Regions from separate parts of the Homo sapiens genome. Here regions 1, 2, 3 and 4 are each linked to region 5. A link is a contact called in ENCODE Hi-C or POLR2A ChIA-PET data. All regions are on one chromosome and are shown on one strand. Each heading gives the region's core, a stretch centred on a gene start or an enhancer-like site at or near the end of the contact. The rest is flanking DNA. Distances are from core to core; before and after follow the strand shown. Region 1 holds the start of MIR181A1HG (MIR181A1 host gene). Region 2 overlaps LINC02789 (long intergenic non-protein coding RNA 2789). Region 3 has its middle 59 kb from the start of LINC02789. Region 4 holds the start of LINC02789 (long intergenic non-protein coding RNA 2789). Region 5 overlaps NEK7 (NIMA related kinase 7).

Region 1 (3,185 bases), core at 97-2,596, 760 kb after region 5:
TTCACAAACTCTTTTTGTTGGAGGCTTTGTCATTCAAAATCTTCATCAGTCATAATCACACTGGTGTGATTTGCCTTTTAATTTCTTATAAGACTTAGCTTATAACTTTTTAAGGATGTGGATAATTCTAAAAGTAAAGGCATAATGTATTGCTAGATTACTGTAGCTGAATATAAAAAGAAAGCAGTAATGCAGGAACATTCTATCCATTTGTTTCCAATTATTTTATAAATTTAAAAACTGCATTGTATGTTGCTTCTGTTTGAACTCCATCAAAAAACCTCACTATGAATGTAAGGAACTTAGATGCTAATCATATCTTTTGCTTGCTAGAAAGAAGAAATGCCAAATTATTTTATTCTTCAAGCATTCTTCTATAAAGAAGCTTCCGCATGCTTCCTCCCCACCCCCACATCCTCACTCCACCCTATTAGGAATTTCAAAAAAAAAAAAAATCTTTATACATGGAAGGCTAGATCCTAAGACAGAAAGCTGTCTTTTCCTTCTGTCTTTACACTGGCCACTTTCAGTCGCCTTCACTTCTGCTGGGACTTTATTTCACATTGTGTGGACTACAACACCGAAACCAGTTCAGTCTCTATCCTTATTATAAAATTAAAAGTGGTGGTTAAAAAAACATATAAAGCCCTGGCTTGAAGCCATTGTTCAGAATTTAAGAGCTATTTGCCCCCAAGTGTCTTTGCAGTCTTTCATAGCTAATTATAATAACTGTCAGATGTCTGGAAAGTCTATGGTGCCCTTGTCAGTGGAGTCAGCAAAGTTTGTCTTTTATTTTTCTTGGGGACAGAGCAAATCTGATTAGACATAAAGAGCAAAAAGAAGTGAACTAAGTACATATGCGTGTGCCTTCATTTTTTCTTATGAACAAAGCAGCACACTAGAGCGATGTTCCAGCGCACAGCCTCCTACAGCTACTCTTTGGAATGCCTGACTTTTATTTTTAATTCTTTATCCTCAACAGAATAAAGTATGCAACAATTGTCCCTGGAATATTTTCCTGCCAGCTGAATAACCTTCAATATACACATGAAAGAGTACCCTTAAGAAATCTTCAAATATTGGATGTTTATGACATAAAACTATTTTAATCAGTACACTTGACGGAAAGAAAGGTATACTTACAATTTCAAAACGGTTATTTGCTCTAGTTTCTTGTCCCCGGAGGCAGAGCAGAGGCTTTTGCCAGACTGTCCATGATGCAGGTGCAGAATCCCTGTTTTCATGCCGGAGAGGAAGGTAGAAAGTGCTTCATAAAGTCACTCGGAACTCAGCCACTTGTGCTCAGACATCCCTTGCTCCTGTGGAAGCTGTACTATCTGCAGTTCTGAATTGAACTAAATTACAGCCCATGTGAAAGACAGGGGCAGTGAGTCATGTGAGAGATACAGAGCTATCCTATTGGCCACAAAGACATAGCTTAGGCATTCTGCCTTTTCCACCATTGGTGAATAGTTAAAACTGAAAGCATCTAGATCCTCCTCTTGAGCTTATTTGTCCTCTATGTGTGGAAGAATGACTGTAGGATTTTACAGTGACAGAATTAGTTAAGAAAGGGACTGAAGTCATCCTTCACAGAGACTGGTGGGAGGTGATTGGAAGCTCAGCTTTTTTAAGATTTCTTTTTTCTTTTTATCCCCCTGCCCTGCAGTTTTGTCTATAATTTGCCTGTTTGCCTGTCAGAAAAAATGTTTTTTGTATTTTTTTCTCCCTTCAGTTAACCTTGGAAGTGACAGAAAGTAAATTATCATCATATTCCTTTGCAGAACTGTCATGTTTTGAAGCACAAAATCAATTATTTTCAATGACGCATTTTCAAATTTTATTTTTACATTTACAGAGACTTTATTGTAGTTCTAAACTAATAAACTAAATTGTCCATTAGTGACACCAACAACAGAATTAACTTTTGAGTAATTATTACATTTTGGAGAAAGGAGGGCTAGAAATAACTCTGGGAAATAATAAAAGGCAACAATATCAAAACAAATCAAATAAGGGGCTTTAACTAAGAAGGGATAAAGAAGAAATATATTTCTCCATCAAAGTCACTCTTTAATTTACCACTTTATGTAAGGCAGAATGTCCAGAAACTGCCAGTCAGAAGGTATTTTTAGTTTTGCTAGGATTCTTTAATTCACCCAATTCCTTAAAAATACTTAAATGTGTTTGTAAAGATTTAGAGGCTGTAAACTACCTTAGAAGTCATCAAGTCTCACATTCCCTATGTTAAAGGTGAGGAATGTAGCCTCTGACAGTAGTGACTCTCTTCATAACACTGATCCACCGTGTTATGCAAAATAAATGAAGGAAACATTGAAATAAATACTAGTTTGCTCTGTCTTACGTACCTACTAAGAGCCAGTTACCTTCTCATTTAATTCAATAATTGTACAACCCATAGAATAAGTTTGACTACTTTCATTTCTCCTCGGCAAAAACAGACTCAAATGTTTTACTACCATGGTAGTGCCTGGATTTGAACCCAAGTGGCTGATTCCATACCTACTTTTTCCAACTAGGTATGTGTCCTTCCAAATAATGATGGTTGTCACTTATAGGTTCCTTCCTACTGTATGGCAAGTAATGTGCAAAACCCTTTAGAGCCCCTCATTCAGTTCTCACAACTGTTAATGAGTCAATTATTCTATTTTGCTGATTTCATTGATGAGGAAATGAGGTGTATACTACTCAGTATTATGTAGATGGTAGCTGGTAGCATGTGATTCAAATCAGCTCTGATCTGTTTTACACACTATATGGATTCTCATCACAGTGTTAAATAAGACTTGATTTTTCCATTTTTTTTTTCTTGTCTAATATATTAGAATATTTTGGCATAAATATGGAATATTAACTGTGGTCATGTCATTATCTGGGTCTGTTTGGTTCAGACCCAGATCATACCATTAAGTGATCCATAGGGGACTGGAAATAAGCATCAGAGGAGCAGTCATGGAACCATATTTATCTTGGGGCCCTACAAGCAGCCTCACACAGGGTCTTGCAATCATAGGAGCTTCCACATCAGTTGAAGGGGCACATGCTCTCAGAACATCAGCCTGGGTATTAATGAGTCCTACTGCTGGTTCAAAATCTGAAACCCACTGTTTAGCAGAATAAGTACCAGATCATTTCAAAAATAGTGTCAAAAATTCCATTTCAGC
Region 2 (3,096 bases), core at 42-2,541, 1.0 Mb after region 5:
AAGATAAGGCCAAAGTCAGAACATTTGGGAGCCCCTATACTAAAGGGGACAAGAGGAATAACAAAAAGTGAAAAAGAAAAAATATAAAGGTCATATCAGAAACATTTTTATAGGAGATATCTTAGCATACCCCTTCAGAACTCTTTTCCTCAGACTTACACAAACCAAATTGGATTCAATAAACCAATTTTAACAGATATGTTAAACACATGATATATACCAATTAAACATTCTGTAATTATTAAATAATAAAATATGTTTATGTAAATCTAACACATATCTTTATGACAAATAATAGGTGCTTTCCCCGATAGTTTTCTTAGGTCATTGTTTAATTACCTTTCACTGTTTCTTGGAATATGATGCCAGCTTATTTTCATTATCATCACTGGAAAATTTGGGAAAGTAGGAAAAAAAGAAAAAATCTATCTTACTATTTAATAGTTTGTGATACAATATATTAATAATTGAACGATAATTTTACTGTTACTCCAAGTAATCCTAGAATCTGATAGACAGGAAATCAGGGAAGTAAAATAACTCAAATATGCTTTAAAGACATGTTAAGTAACTTTTCCCCTTTCCTGCTTATATTTGTGCCAAATAAGTAAAACCAATATAATTGGAGAAGAATGGGAGGTGATGCTGCATTTATTAATAGAATGGTCACCAGCATGACTCCTCCAATGACTGAAATAATAAAATATATCACAAAAATTGAAAGGGAATACAAATTCTAACAAGATTGGTATAAATTTTGCATTAAGAGCCTCAGAGGTCAAGGATGAGGGCTTCAGAAAAGATTTTTCATTTTTTAAATATAAAAAGTCTTGTAAATCTTCAACAATCATATTCTTTAGATTTGAAGGTAGAAGTCAGATAAGTCCAGTCCATAGGATTCAGCAGCGTATAGAGATAGAGCAAGGAGAGAAAGATTGTCTGGACTTGTCTCTTATGAGGAGCAGCACTGCAATAAAGGGAATAACTAGGGATTTTAACTTAATGAGGTGACAGGATTGAGAAATGTTTTTTCTTTCTTTTTTTTTTTTTAACATTGCAATTTTCAAAGTGTTTGTTGATTTAATGTCTGACAAGGGATGGAGCAAATGTGATAATGAGAGTGATATCCACAGAGAATTACATGCCCTCCTTTATTTCTCCCAGCCTCCCTGAGGTTAGGTTTGAGCCACATGACTAGTTCTAGCCAATGGACTGTAAGTGCAAATGATGTGTGTCAATTCAAGAGTGGATTTTCCAAGATCTCTTTTCCACACGAGGGCAAATTTGAAGTCTCATGTTGCTATGGTTGAATCACAAAGTGGAAAGCCCCTGGATTCCCAAGCTACCAGACATATTACCTATCTATTGCTGTGTAACAAACTACTCCCAAACAGATGTTTATCATCTTACAGATTTTGTGGGTTAAGAACCGTAGCATAGTTTACCTAGGGGCCTGTGGCTCAAATTCTTGCATAAGGTTACTGCAAAGCTGTTTTCTGGGACTCTAGTCTCCTCCGAAGGCTCAACTGTGGTGAGGGAGTACCTACCTCCAAGCTCACTTAGGTTTGCTGGCAGGCCTTGGTCCCTTGCAACCAGTACCTCTCTACAGGATTCCCTTCTAACACAGCAGGTGACTTTCCTTGAAGTAAGTGATTCAGGAGAAAGTGTGAAAGTGTTCTCAAGATGAAAACCACAGTCATTTTATAACCTACTACTGGAAGTGCAACCTATTATTTCTGAGTATTTAATCATTAGCAGTGAGTCAATAAGTCCAGTCCATATCCAAGAATACAAGATGAGTCAAGGAGATATAGAGGGGATGAATACAAGGAGTCAGGGATGACTGTAGGGCCATCCTTAAGGCTACCCCAACACACCAAATGAAGGAGAATACCCACTAACGGAACTTTGCAGGAGTACAAACAAAATCTTTTGTTTTATGCTATAGAGATTTTTGAGGTTGTTCTTTTAGTATAGCCTCATCTCTCATGACTAATAAAAGCTCTAGTAGGAGACAGAATGGAATTGAACCATAAAAAGCTAACCATAAAAGTAGATGAAGATGATAGGGCATAATAAAACATCAAAAATGTATTCAAATAGTATGTTCATAACAGACTTCAAAAAACAATTTGGTATAGTACTTTAGACATGACTATGTGTACCTTTCATTTTTAAGCCTATTCTTATATGATTTCAAATACCATTAGTACTCCTAAATGATGTCAGTGTGATAGAATCTTTTTTTGTGGTGATTATCTAAGGCTGCCTGTATGCATGACTGTTAAAACATGCCTAGAGACTTTACAAACAGATGGTTCTTTGGATCTTCCCACAGACTGTCAGCATGAAAGTGCAACTAACAGCTTTCTGTGATCTTCTATACCTCTACTTCCTCCTTTTAGTTACCAAAATTGATTTTAATTTTTTTCTCACACCTCAAGTTTAGATAATCTAAAGTAGGTCACTCTGTAGCATCTAAAACACTCCCAGTAGCTCTGTTCAGAGTGTGAAGTCAGACACTTTTAAAGCATTCAAAGTGAAAGCCAGCACTGGGAAGAGAAACATAAAATGTGTTCAAGTGGTTCTCTAACAAAACAAGATACAATCTAGTTCCTTTAATACAGTAAAATATGATAATAATTTTCAATGTTATTTCCATAAAGCTTGGGATAGACATTGGGTCTTGTCATGACAAAAAGTCTTAGCATTGTCCTCTTGTTGGTTAGCTCCTTTCCTGCTCCTTTCATATTTGCAAGTGCTGGGACATGAGCTCAGTTTCCAAAAGACCTACCAAAGAGGTATATTGGGTTGAATGGTGTCTCCCCAGAATTTACTAGAACCTGTGTGAATTTACCCTTTATGGAAATAGGCTCTTTGTAGATGTAACCAAGTTAATACGAGGGCATGCTGGATTCGGGTGGGCCCTAAATACAATACGAATGATGTCCTTACAAATAGAAAAATGCTGACGCAGAAACACAGATACAGAGGGAAGGAGCCAGAGATTGGAGTGATATATCTATAATCCAAAAAATGCCAAGGATTGCCATCAACTATCAAAAGGTAGGAGAGAGACATGGGGCAGGTTCTCCC
Region 3 (2,933 bases), core at 192-2,691, 920 kb after region 5:
TGGATGAACACCTCCTTAAAAATGTATGGGACAATCAGAAATTGAACAATAAGTGGGCATTTGGTGATATTAAGTGAATGTTAGTTTTTAGGTGTGATAATATAATATTTCAGAATGTTAGAAAAAAGACCTTATCTTTCAGAAAGATATACTGAAATACTAATGGATAAATAATATAATCTTTGGAATTGCGGAAAGAAGTGAGTGCTAGTATATGAAAAGTGTCCATGAACTGATAATTATTGAAGCTGTGTGATGGATAGTATGGGATAATTATACTATTCTCTTTAGTTTTCTATATGTGCTTCATATACTCACTAAGAAACAGTTTTACCCATATATACGCCAACCTAATTTATCACAAAAGTAACACTGCTGTGCAGTGGGCAACGTGTAGTTTTTCCAATAAAGGTGCTGCATCAATGGATTACTTATTTGAGAAAAATAAGTATCTTAATTTCTGCTCACCCAAGTCACAAAAATCAATTAAAAATGACTGTGGTCTATGTGGTTAAGGTAAAACAATAATGGCTTTAGATGAAAACATGGGCAATCATCTTCATGATTTTAGAGTAGTCCAAGATTTCAGAAACAGAACACAAATAGTTTTAAACTAAAGCAAAAAGATAAATCAATAGCTCTGTTCATCAAATGATAACATTAAATAAATAAAGAAGGAGTATATCTACAAAAAATTTACCCCCCACACAAAAAATCATATCTAGACTCTGTAAAGAACACCTGCAAACTAATAAGGAAAGGATAGAAAATCGAATAGTAAAATGCACAAAATACTTAAACAATTCACATAAAATACATTAAAATGGTCAATAAATATAGAAAAAGTTACTCATATTTATTACTCATTGACAAAATGCAAGTTAAAAAACCACAATGTGATACCTCTACTTCCTCACTGGAATTGTTAACATGAGAAGACAGACAATACCAGGTGTTGGTGAGGATCTGTAGCAACTGCAAGTTTCATATACTGTTGGTGTGAGACATAGTTTAGTATAGTTTAGTACAACCTCATAGAAAGCTCTTTGGCAGTGTCCTCTAAAGCTAAATGTATGCATACCTTACAGCCTAGCAATTCAAATTCTAAGGATATACCCAATAGAAATGCATACACATGTTTACCAAAACTCCTGTACTGGTATGTTCATAATTCTAGTGAAATACCATATGTCAGTAAGAAGGAACTGATTACAACTGTGTGCAAAAACAGTTCTAAATTTGCCAAGCAAGACGTTGAACAGGAAGTCACACACAACTAAATAGATACAGTATCATTTTGTTTTAATGAAATCAATTAAAATTAATAAAATTAGTCAATGATAAATTTTATTTTGATAAAGGTGAGAGATATGCAACATCTCTGGTTTTAGAAGTGGGTGTCAACTGTGGGGTGGAGAATAGTAACTGGAGTTGGCATAAGTGGGGTTTTCCGACATACTGGCCACATCCTCTTTCTTGGTTTAGGTGATGTTATACACGTGTTTGGTTTCAAAACATTCATTGAAGGGAGCCTCTAAGAAATATGTAAGTTTGTGCAAATATCTTATACCTCCATATTAAATTGCCAAAAAATACTACTAATTCAACTATGTTAAAATCTAGAGCTTGCTTTGAAAGAATTACACCCTAAAAGAAGTACTTGGTCACACAGTTCTCAACAATGTTTCTTATGAGACTTCTGACAATGTGATGTGATGATAGAATAAATGTATTCTTAAAAATAGAAGAACTAAATCATGATAAAAAAATCAAATATTGCCACAAACTGATGACGGATATTGGTTTTGATAAAATATCAAAGAAACTGGAATGAGAATTATTATTGTATTTTCATGATTTTAAAGTAATATTTCAAAATGAATGAATCAATCAAGATGTGCAAAGATGTAATTTGATTAAACTATGTAATATCCTATGTAATTTGAAATATTAAAACTTAGAATAATTTTTCTTAACAAGTCCCTCCAAAAAAAAAAAGCAGAAAAGAAAAAATTGTAATTGAAGTGGCATTTTCCATTAATGTCATCGTTTACAAACTCTGAATTACCCTTTTGTGGGGAGGTAATGCTCTGATATTTATCAATTGGTTCTCAGTGATATTTTTAACATCAGCAGTGTGCTATCATGGTGGGAAAACAAAGAAGTACATATTGAAAAGATATAAAAAATAATTTGTAGAAACAGACCAACTCTCATGAAGCCTGCAGTGACAGGTGTTATTTGATTAACATAAGGAAAAAGATCAAAATACACTGAGCACTTATCATGTTCAAGAGTTAGTTCTTAACTCCCTATATTTGTTCTCTTTTAATCTGTAAAATAATCCAGTGAGGCTGATAACATTGCCCCATTTTACACATGATACATTGCCCCATTTTACACATGATAAAGTTCAATAAGTAGTCCAAGTTTGGGAAGATACTAAATGACTGGATATTAAATCCAGGCCTGGATCATGCAAGAGAGTATGATGAGTGTGGAACAGAATAACCAAGGGTATATTCATAACTATTGACTCTGGTTGGACTCTGAAGCCAGATGATTCCAGAGATGAGTTCCAAACAGAAGTAGGAGTTATTGAGAGGTGAAGCCAGCTGGACTTCCTGGGTCAAGTGGGGACTTGGAGAACTTTTCTGTAGCTAGAGGTTTGTAAAATGCATCCATCAGTGCTCTGTAAAAACGCACTAATCAGCACTCTGTAGCTAGCTAGAGGTTTGTAAAATGCACCAATTAGTTCTCTGTAAAAATGTACCCATTGGCGCTCTGTAGCTAGCTAGAGGTTTGTAAAATGGACCAGTCAACACCCTCTAAAATGGACCAATCAGCACCCTGTAAAATGGACCAATCAGTGCTCTGTAAAATGGACCAATCAGCACTCTGTAAAATGGACCAATCAGCAGGACATGCATGGG
Region 4 (3,267 bases), core at 702-3,201, 970 kb after region 5:
CCAACCTTAAAGCCATGATCTAGGAAGATGAAATGGACAGAATGGAACAAGATGATCCATAAACTACTGCAGAGAGGAACATTAACGAAAAGCAAGCATTGTATCTCTGGAAGTCTCAAGAACAATTAGACCATTAGTACCTTTCCCAGCTCACCTCCCAGAATATTAGCACCCAGACTGGTAGTCCAAAAAGATAAGACCGAACAAATCTTTGGAGCACAGGAATAGTCCCCAAAAATGGAGCCAGAGATCTTGACATTTAGGAGCCACCCTCACAAAACCAGCCTACCACTCAACAAACACAGCTGAGGAACACAGATTTTCTAGCTTTTAAAATAACTTCATTATAAGGTGAATCTGCAAATCACTAGGCTTTTGAAGCATGCCGCCAACATAAATAAGCAAATACAAAAAGAAAAAAGAATAAAAGCAAAAGAAGATGAAGGAGATTTAAGAGAACATGTAAAAATTCAAGAAAAGTGTGAAAGAACTGTAATTAATAAAGTAACATATAATAGGCAGAAACACGGTGGTTGAAGCAATTGGCCCTGGCAGTGAAGAATATTTTATAGTTGACTTTGTTTAGAATTTACTGATGCATGGTGATGATAAAAATGAAAACTGATATTTGGTCAACTCTAGTATTATTCTAAAACGTTCTTTATTCTAAAACGTTCTACAATAAACCCCTTATTATCTGTACCCAAAAGAGATTGCTCCTACCAACCATCCCTTAATGTGCTGCTAAGTTAATATCCTCAAAGCAATGAGAGAAGCATTTGTACTCAGTCCAGATTGGAGTAGGTGCATTAAGCACTTCTGAATGACAGTTTTCGAACAAAATCTGGTCCACTAACTGTTATTAAAGATATGGAACAACTTAGTAACACTTCAAGAGAAAACAATGAAATTGAAAAAATTAGATAATTATTAAATACAACAAACTAAAAAGTACACAAAAGGGAATTGTGGTATATTATTGGTGTTAGAAGAGAATGGTACTAGTATTCTCTACTAGTAGAGAATACTAGTACTACTATTCTCTACTAGCCACTGGGTGCAGTGGCTTACAACTTAATCCCAACACTTTGGGAGGGGGAGGGGAATCACTTGAGCCCAGGAATTCTAGACCAACCTGGGCAACATAGCAAAACCATGTTTCTATTTTTAAAAAATAAAATAGAATAATATTACATAGTAAAAATAATGGCAATATAGAATACGGATAAGAACATAATGTAATCTTACAGTTATAGGAAGTGCATGCATGGTGTCAAAAATTAATATATCAAAAAGCAACAATCATATATTTCATAAACATGGAGGTATAGTTGAACAAATATCCCAAAGAAAGTGGTTGTACCTGGGGATTGGAATGATTGGGACTCAGAGAGTAGGGGTAACTACTTTTTATTATGGGCTTTTTGGGCATAAATTAAATGCATATATTACTTTGATTAAACTCAAAAAGTGAAGATTATATGGATTTAATTAGAACAAAGCTATAATAATGACATAAAACATTTCCTGTAACTCTATAGGCTGTCAGACAATGCAGAAGTTAAAAAAGTCACATTTGGCACGTTTATTTCACACTACATTATTCTATTTTATAAAATTTAAAAAATTCTGTAATTCTGAAAAACATTTGTTATCGGAATGAAAGATAACATAACTAGTCTTAGATGTAGAATTCTTTCATAAATTAGAAAAAGACCACCTTTATCTTTAATTAATAAATTTTAAAAGTTATGTTTAATTTAAACTTAAGATTTTTATATAGTATACTCTTTGATAATACATAATTTGGAAGCAGATTTTTTAATTTTAAAAAATAAATGTGTAAAATAAGTATGCATTTTTAAAAATCAAAGACTTAACTAGGATTTTATTGTAGAGATGGTATGATCTTTCTGGCTATATATACTTGGAATTGGGCTGGGTCCTAATTGATACATAGGAAACCAAATAACCTAGAGAAAACAATACCCATGAATGATTAGCAAATTTCTTACATATAAAGGAAATGATTTAACTTCAAGAGACTAGAATAAATGAAAACATATTCAAAATTGAAAACGTTAATGGAAGGTAAGTTTGGTTTGCATTTGTGCATTTTATTTTGCAGACTAGAACAGACATAAACTTCTAATTCTGTTAACATTGTAGCAGTTCATGGCAGTACAGGGGAAGACTTTTAGAAAAGAAAAAGATACTGGAGGAAAGGATTGATCTTTTCTGACAGCATGTAACACTTTTTACAGGGTAAACAATAATGCTTAGATTCTTTTCCTTTAGCAGCAAAAAGGCTCTGCTCTCAGTATTTAACAGCAGAATGAACAAAACTTGCTTTATAAAACAAACAAATCCATAGTCTATTTCTGTTTGTTGGTTTTACTATGGTGAATTCCACACAAAAGGGGATTCCTTCCTACTGCTTTAACATAACACATTTCCGTGATTATGAAGTGTAAAAGTGCTAGCCATTTTAGGTCCAAATATTGAGGCTCATTATTGTGGTGAGTTTGAATGTTGACTTATATGAGATTTTCTTCTTCCCTATGCAAATGAAGTGGCAAAATGTTGCTTTTAGGTCGAGATCAGGTAAACTGAGTCTAGATGCATCTAATTCATCTAACTAAATCTAATTAAACTTAATTAAATCTAAGAACCCACTAGATGATGGTAAATCAGTTTTGTAATATCTAGCAATTGCTTTAAAAATTTTTTTTTCTCTCTAAAAACACAGTATTTGCTGGCTCCTCTATTGCTGGATATGTCAGCTATTTACAGAAGACTTTCAGATGAGATCTTGCAGAAAGGATCCCAAAAGGCATTCATTAGGAGAGAGTTAATTATTTGGTTTTACTGTGAAATGGAGAGTTAATTTCTGTCTATCATGGCACCACAATAGTTTTAAGGTCATGAATCATTTTGCGATCATCCCTCACATATTTTCCTCTCAGATGTATACGCTTCCTATTTCATATCCATTGCTCAGATTAGCTCTTCCTTTTGAATTTATTACAATAGACACATTGGGGTTGACTAGTACTTGCTCTATCCTTTCTTGTTAAGAACCCTGTCATCCTGGTCCAACAGCTTTGTATATGATTCAAATATTGCTTTTCACAGAAGCAACTTTTAACATGCAATGCGAACATCCTCATTATGGGAGAGATGAGAACAAATAACAGCATGATATGGCTGTCTTCTGAACTGTGCACTTATTGACCTATTTACCAATTATAGCTTTCTCATTTTAAC
Region 5 (3,104 bases), core at 221-2,720:
GAATTTGGAATATCATGGGATATGTAGCTAACACTGTCTAATAGGCAATTGGTTATATATCTCATGCTCAGCAGAGAGGTCTGGCCTGGAGTAGAGCTCTGGTGTCATCAGTAGAGAGACTGATATATAGCAGCAGAGGAGTCTGTCTAAAGAAGGTGTGTTGGGGGCCTTGTCCATTCTTTCCCACTTAAAAGTGCAGTTTTTCGGATGTGGTGGCTCATGTCTATAATTCTACCACTTTGGGAGGCCGAAGTGGGAGGATTGCTTGAGACTGGGAGTTCAAGACCAGCATGAGCAACATAGGGAGACCCTGTCTCTACAAAAAATTAAAAAATTAGCTAGGTGTCATGGTATGTGCCTGTAGTCCCAGCTTCTTGGGAGGCTGAGCTGGGAGGATTGCTTGAGCAAAGGAGTTTGAGGTTATAGTGAGCTATGATTGTGCCACTATACTCTGGCCTGGGAGTCAAAGTGAGACTCTGTCTTTTAAAAAAAAAAAAAAAAAGGACAGCTTTTTTGAAAGGTAAATAAATGCCCAATGAATACTGGAGGAAAGTAAAATTTAACTTGTTATTTGCTGCCTGACTTAAGTATAATATGTGAGGTATTTTTCTTGTCAACATAAAATAATATCATTTCCATTCTTAATAAATCTGTTTTTAAAGCCTCTTAGTATAGACCATCTTTATGACACTTTAGCATTCTTTAGTTGGAATATGGATTTTCACAGATTCAGGTTTCTGAAAACAAAATTTAACTGCTGTCAATTATATAATTTCATTTTGAAAGCCTATAGTCAGTATTAATTAGATTTTCATTTATTTGGTCATATTTTTATATAAAAAACTTTATAATTAAAGTTTTTTTTATAGAACATCGTAGATAGCTTTATCAGCATAACATTATGTTATTCCTGCTTTTAATTTTTCTTATTCTTTGGATAGTATTTCCATAAAGTCATAGTTTTACATGTAAGTGTGCCAGAGAAAGTACATTTGTTTCTAGTATATGTTTATGTTTGTTAAAAGACATTCACACAGAGTTTGGCATGATTTTATAGTCTGTGCTCAAAAGAGCAAGAGAGAAATTGCAAGATAGTGCAGGTCAGAATTGAAATAATTTGGCAGAGTTTGGTGAGAAAGCTTGCTTAGCAGCTGCCTAGGTTAACTTTGCACCATCCATTCAAAGCATAGTTCAGTTCTGAGATATAAAAATATATAACCAATTAAATTTAGTTTCCCAGAGGTAAATTTTAAAATGTAAAATATAACTTTGATTTACCTTGTAAGTACATTGAAACATCTTGTTATTAAGTACAAGGATAGTTTTATATTTATGAGGCAGTGGCTTTTATATACTTCCTTTTTTCCTTCCTTTCTTAATTTTACGTTTTTGAAATCTTAATTTGCATTGACGTTTATGCTTGGTAAAAAAAAAAATCTCAAAGGTACAAGTATTATGCTTCGTTTCTTGTGTACGTGGGGAGGTGGGTAGGAGGGGGAGGAAGGCAGTGAGTTTTCCAAGAAGTAAAGTAACAGACTAAATTTCTGTTGCTAAACATCGATTGTGTCCTACTAACCTAATTATACATTAAATAGACTCTTGTTATGACTAACTCAGGTCCTAAGAATGCAGTCAGGGCCTAAGTGGGGCTTAGTGAAAAAGTTCATTGCAGAGGACATCAGAAGACCTGAGCTAGAGTCAGTCATTGCTTTACCACTGAGATCAGGGCCTCAGTTTCCTTGTCCAGTTTTCAGCAGCATCAAGAGGAATAATGGATAGGAAAGCATTGTGTTTTTTTTTGTTTTTGTTTTTTGTTGTTTTTTTTGGGGGGGGACAGGGTCTTGCTCTGTCACCCAGGCTGGAGCATTGTGGCAGGATCATGGCTCACTGCAGCCTCAACCTCCTGGGCTCAAGTGATCCTCCCACCTTACTGACCAAGTAGCTAGGACCACAGGTGTGAACCACCTTACTGGGCTAATATTTTAATTTTTTGTACAGATGGGGGTCTCATTGTGTTGTTTAGGCTGGTCTCAAACTCTGAGACTCAAGTGAGCCTCCCACCGTGGCTTCCCAAAGTTCTAGGATTACAGGCATGAGGCACTGTACCGTGCCTGTTAGGAAAGCTTTTAAAACTACTTTATGGTTTATTGTAAACTGTAGTATGTAAATAAGAGAGGATTTTGAAAGTTCAGGAATAATCAATGCATAGAACAGTGTCTGTAATAGAGTAGGTATGCAAAAAATATTTGTTAAATGAATAAATATGAGCAGTTGATAAGTCTTTCTATAAGGATTAAATGTAAAACCATGTGTTAATTTTGAAAATTCCATTAAATTTTTCTTTTATTTAAATGTGTTTTTCATTTTTTGTGTGTGATTTTTCTGTTATTGAGTACTTGTTACAGACCAAAGGCTTTTAAAAACAAATGACCTTACCATAAATAATTCATACTAATGAAAGTATTTCCAAGTACTAGCCTGTATTCCATAAGGCCTTATCAACTTCGTTATGATAAAATTCATACTATGAATTATTTAGTACAAGGAATTCAGTAGAATGTTTTTTAAATCTGGTTTTGAAGATGGGGCCAAGCTATTTATCTTAGCTCTTTAAATCAGTTTGGTTGTCATGATTTTTCTAGTATTACAGCTGAATGATTAGCTTAGTGAGCATGTGCTTTTGCCAGACTTTAGTTGTTGCTATGTGACTAACTGAATGACATATAAAAACATGAGGGGAATTTGTAATAGCATTCTGTGTCCACAGTTAACCTAAACAAATACAAAGTCTATCAAAAGCTTTTTGGACATACTTTAAAAGGGCCGAATAAGTATCATTTGTCTTTCACATGCTTGTAGGGAAACTCTTCGGTAAAGATAAGCAGAAGAAATAATACTATCTTGCATTTGTGTGCTGCTTAAAACTCTTGAGAACTGTTCTTCCAGCCATTCTTTTACAGTAGAAAGTGCCCTGATTTGATTTGTTGTTTCAGAGATAATGATGTGAGACCTTGCTCTGTCTTCTCATGCTATGTACTCATTATGAACCTTCCTTTAGAGGGGAGGGAACTGAGACACAGGGCGGATATGTTGTCTTTAATCGA

Evidence for each region. A loop is a pair of places that touch in the nucleus more often than their neighbours do. ChIA-PET counts read pairs that join two places held with the same protein, here RNA polymerase II (POLR2A). Pooled maps may share reads with other maps.
Region 1: a loop to region 5 is called in a map of OCI-LY7, with 4 times the contacts of the local background. The contact joins the promoter of MIR181A1HG here to the enhancer-like site in region 5. A Hi-C loop is called at or near these places in 4 of 168 maps with a recorded cell type or tissue (CD4-positive, alpha-beta T cell, OCI-LY7, naive thymus-derived CD4-positive, alpha-beta T cell and 1 more), 14 of 37 single-sample maps with no recorded cell type and 6 of 50 pooled maps. POLR2A ChIA-PET finds 5 or more read pairs at or near these places in 1 of 52 experiments (activated CD4-positive, alpha-beta T cell).
Region 2: a pooled map shows a loop between it and region 5 (2.1-fold over the local background). The contact joins two enhancer-like sites. A Hi-C loop is called at or near these places in 2 of 37 single-sample maps with no recorded cell type and 4 of 50 pooled maps.
Region 3: a loop to region 5 is called in a map with no recorded cell type, with 2.1 times the contacts of the local background. The contact joins two enhancer-like sites. A Hi-C loop is called at or near these places in 4 of 37 single-sample maps with no recorded cell type and 2 of 50 pooled maps.
Region 4: a loop to region 5 is called in a map of mesothelial cell of epicardium, with 30 times the contacts of the local background. The contact joins the promoter of LINC02789 here to the enhancer-like site in region 5. A Hi-C loop is called at or near these places in 1 of 168 maps with a recorded cell type or tissue (mesothelial cell of epicardium), 3 of 37 single-sample maps with no recorded cell type and 1 of 50 pooled maps.

The regions. Positions count from the first base shown.
Region 1 is chr1:198,936,083-198,939,267 of GRCh38, forward strand. It overlaps MIR181A1HG (MIR181A1 host gene), which reads right to left and starts at 1,347. Exons shown (of 3, transcript NR_040073.1): 1 at 1,144-1,347. RefSeq lists enhancers at 1,138-1,197, 1,598-1,647.
Region 2 is chr1:199,171,165-199,174,260 of GRCh38, forward strand. All of the region lies in intron 3 of LINC02789 (long intergenic non-protein coding RNA 2789), which reads left to right. The region is part of intron 1 of LOC107985243 (a long non-coding RNA gene); the gene reads right to left. Among named protein-coding and RNA genes, the nearest start is that of LINC02789, 24 kb to the left of the region's middle. RefSeq lists an enhancer at 2,382-2,431. Within about 2 kb of position 1,292, at least 4 of the 41 ENCODE cell types and tissues checked have a DNase peak (open chromatin) inside an H3K27ac peak, as active enhancers do.
Region 3 is chr1:199,088,515-199,091,447 of GRCh38, forward strand. No RefSeq gene overlaps it. Among named protein-coding and RNA genes, the nearest start is that of LINC02789, 59 kb to the right of the region's middle. RefSeq lists an enhancer at 1,078-1,127. Within about 2 kb of position 1,442, at least 3 of the 41 ENCODE cell types and tissues checked have a DNase peak (open chromatin) inside an H3K27ac peak, as active enhancers do.
Region 4 is chr1:199,146,647-199,149,913 of GRCh38, forward strand. It overlaps LINC02789 (long intergenic non-protein coding RNA 2789), which reads left to right and starts at 1,952. Exons shown (of 4, transcript NR_147896.1): 1 at 1,952-2,091. All of the region lies in intron 1 of LOC107985243 (a long non-coding RNA gene), which reads right to left.
Region 5 is chr1:198,172,946-198,176,049 of GRCh38, forward strand. All of the region lies in intron 1 of NEK7 (NIMA related kinase 7), which reads left to right. Among named protein-coding and RNA genes, the nearest start is that of NEK7, 18 kb to the left of the region's middle. RefSeq lists a silencer at 2,980-3,039. Within about 2 kb of position 1,471, at least 4 of the 41 ENCODE cell types and tissues checked have a DNase peak (open chromatin) inside an H3K27ac peak, as active enhancers do; they include CD4-positive, alpha-beta T cell and natural killer cell, where a contact is called at or near this core.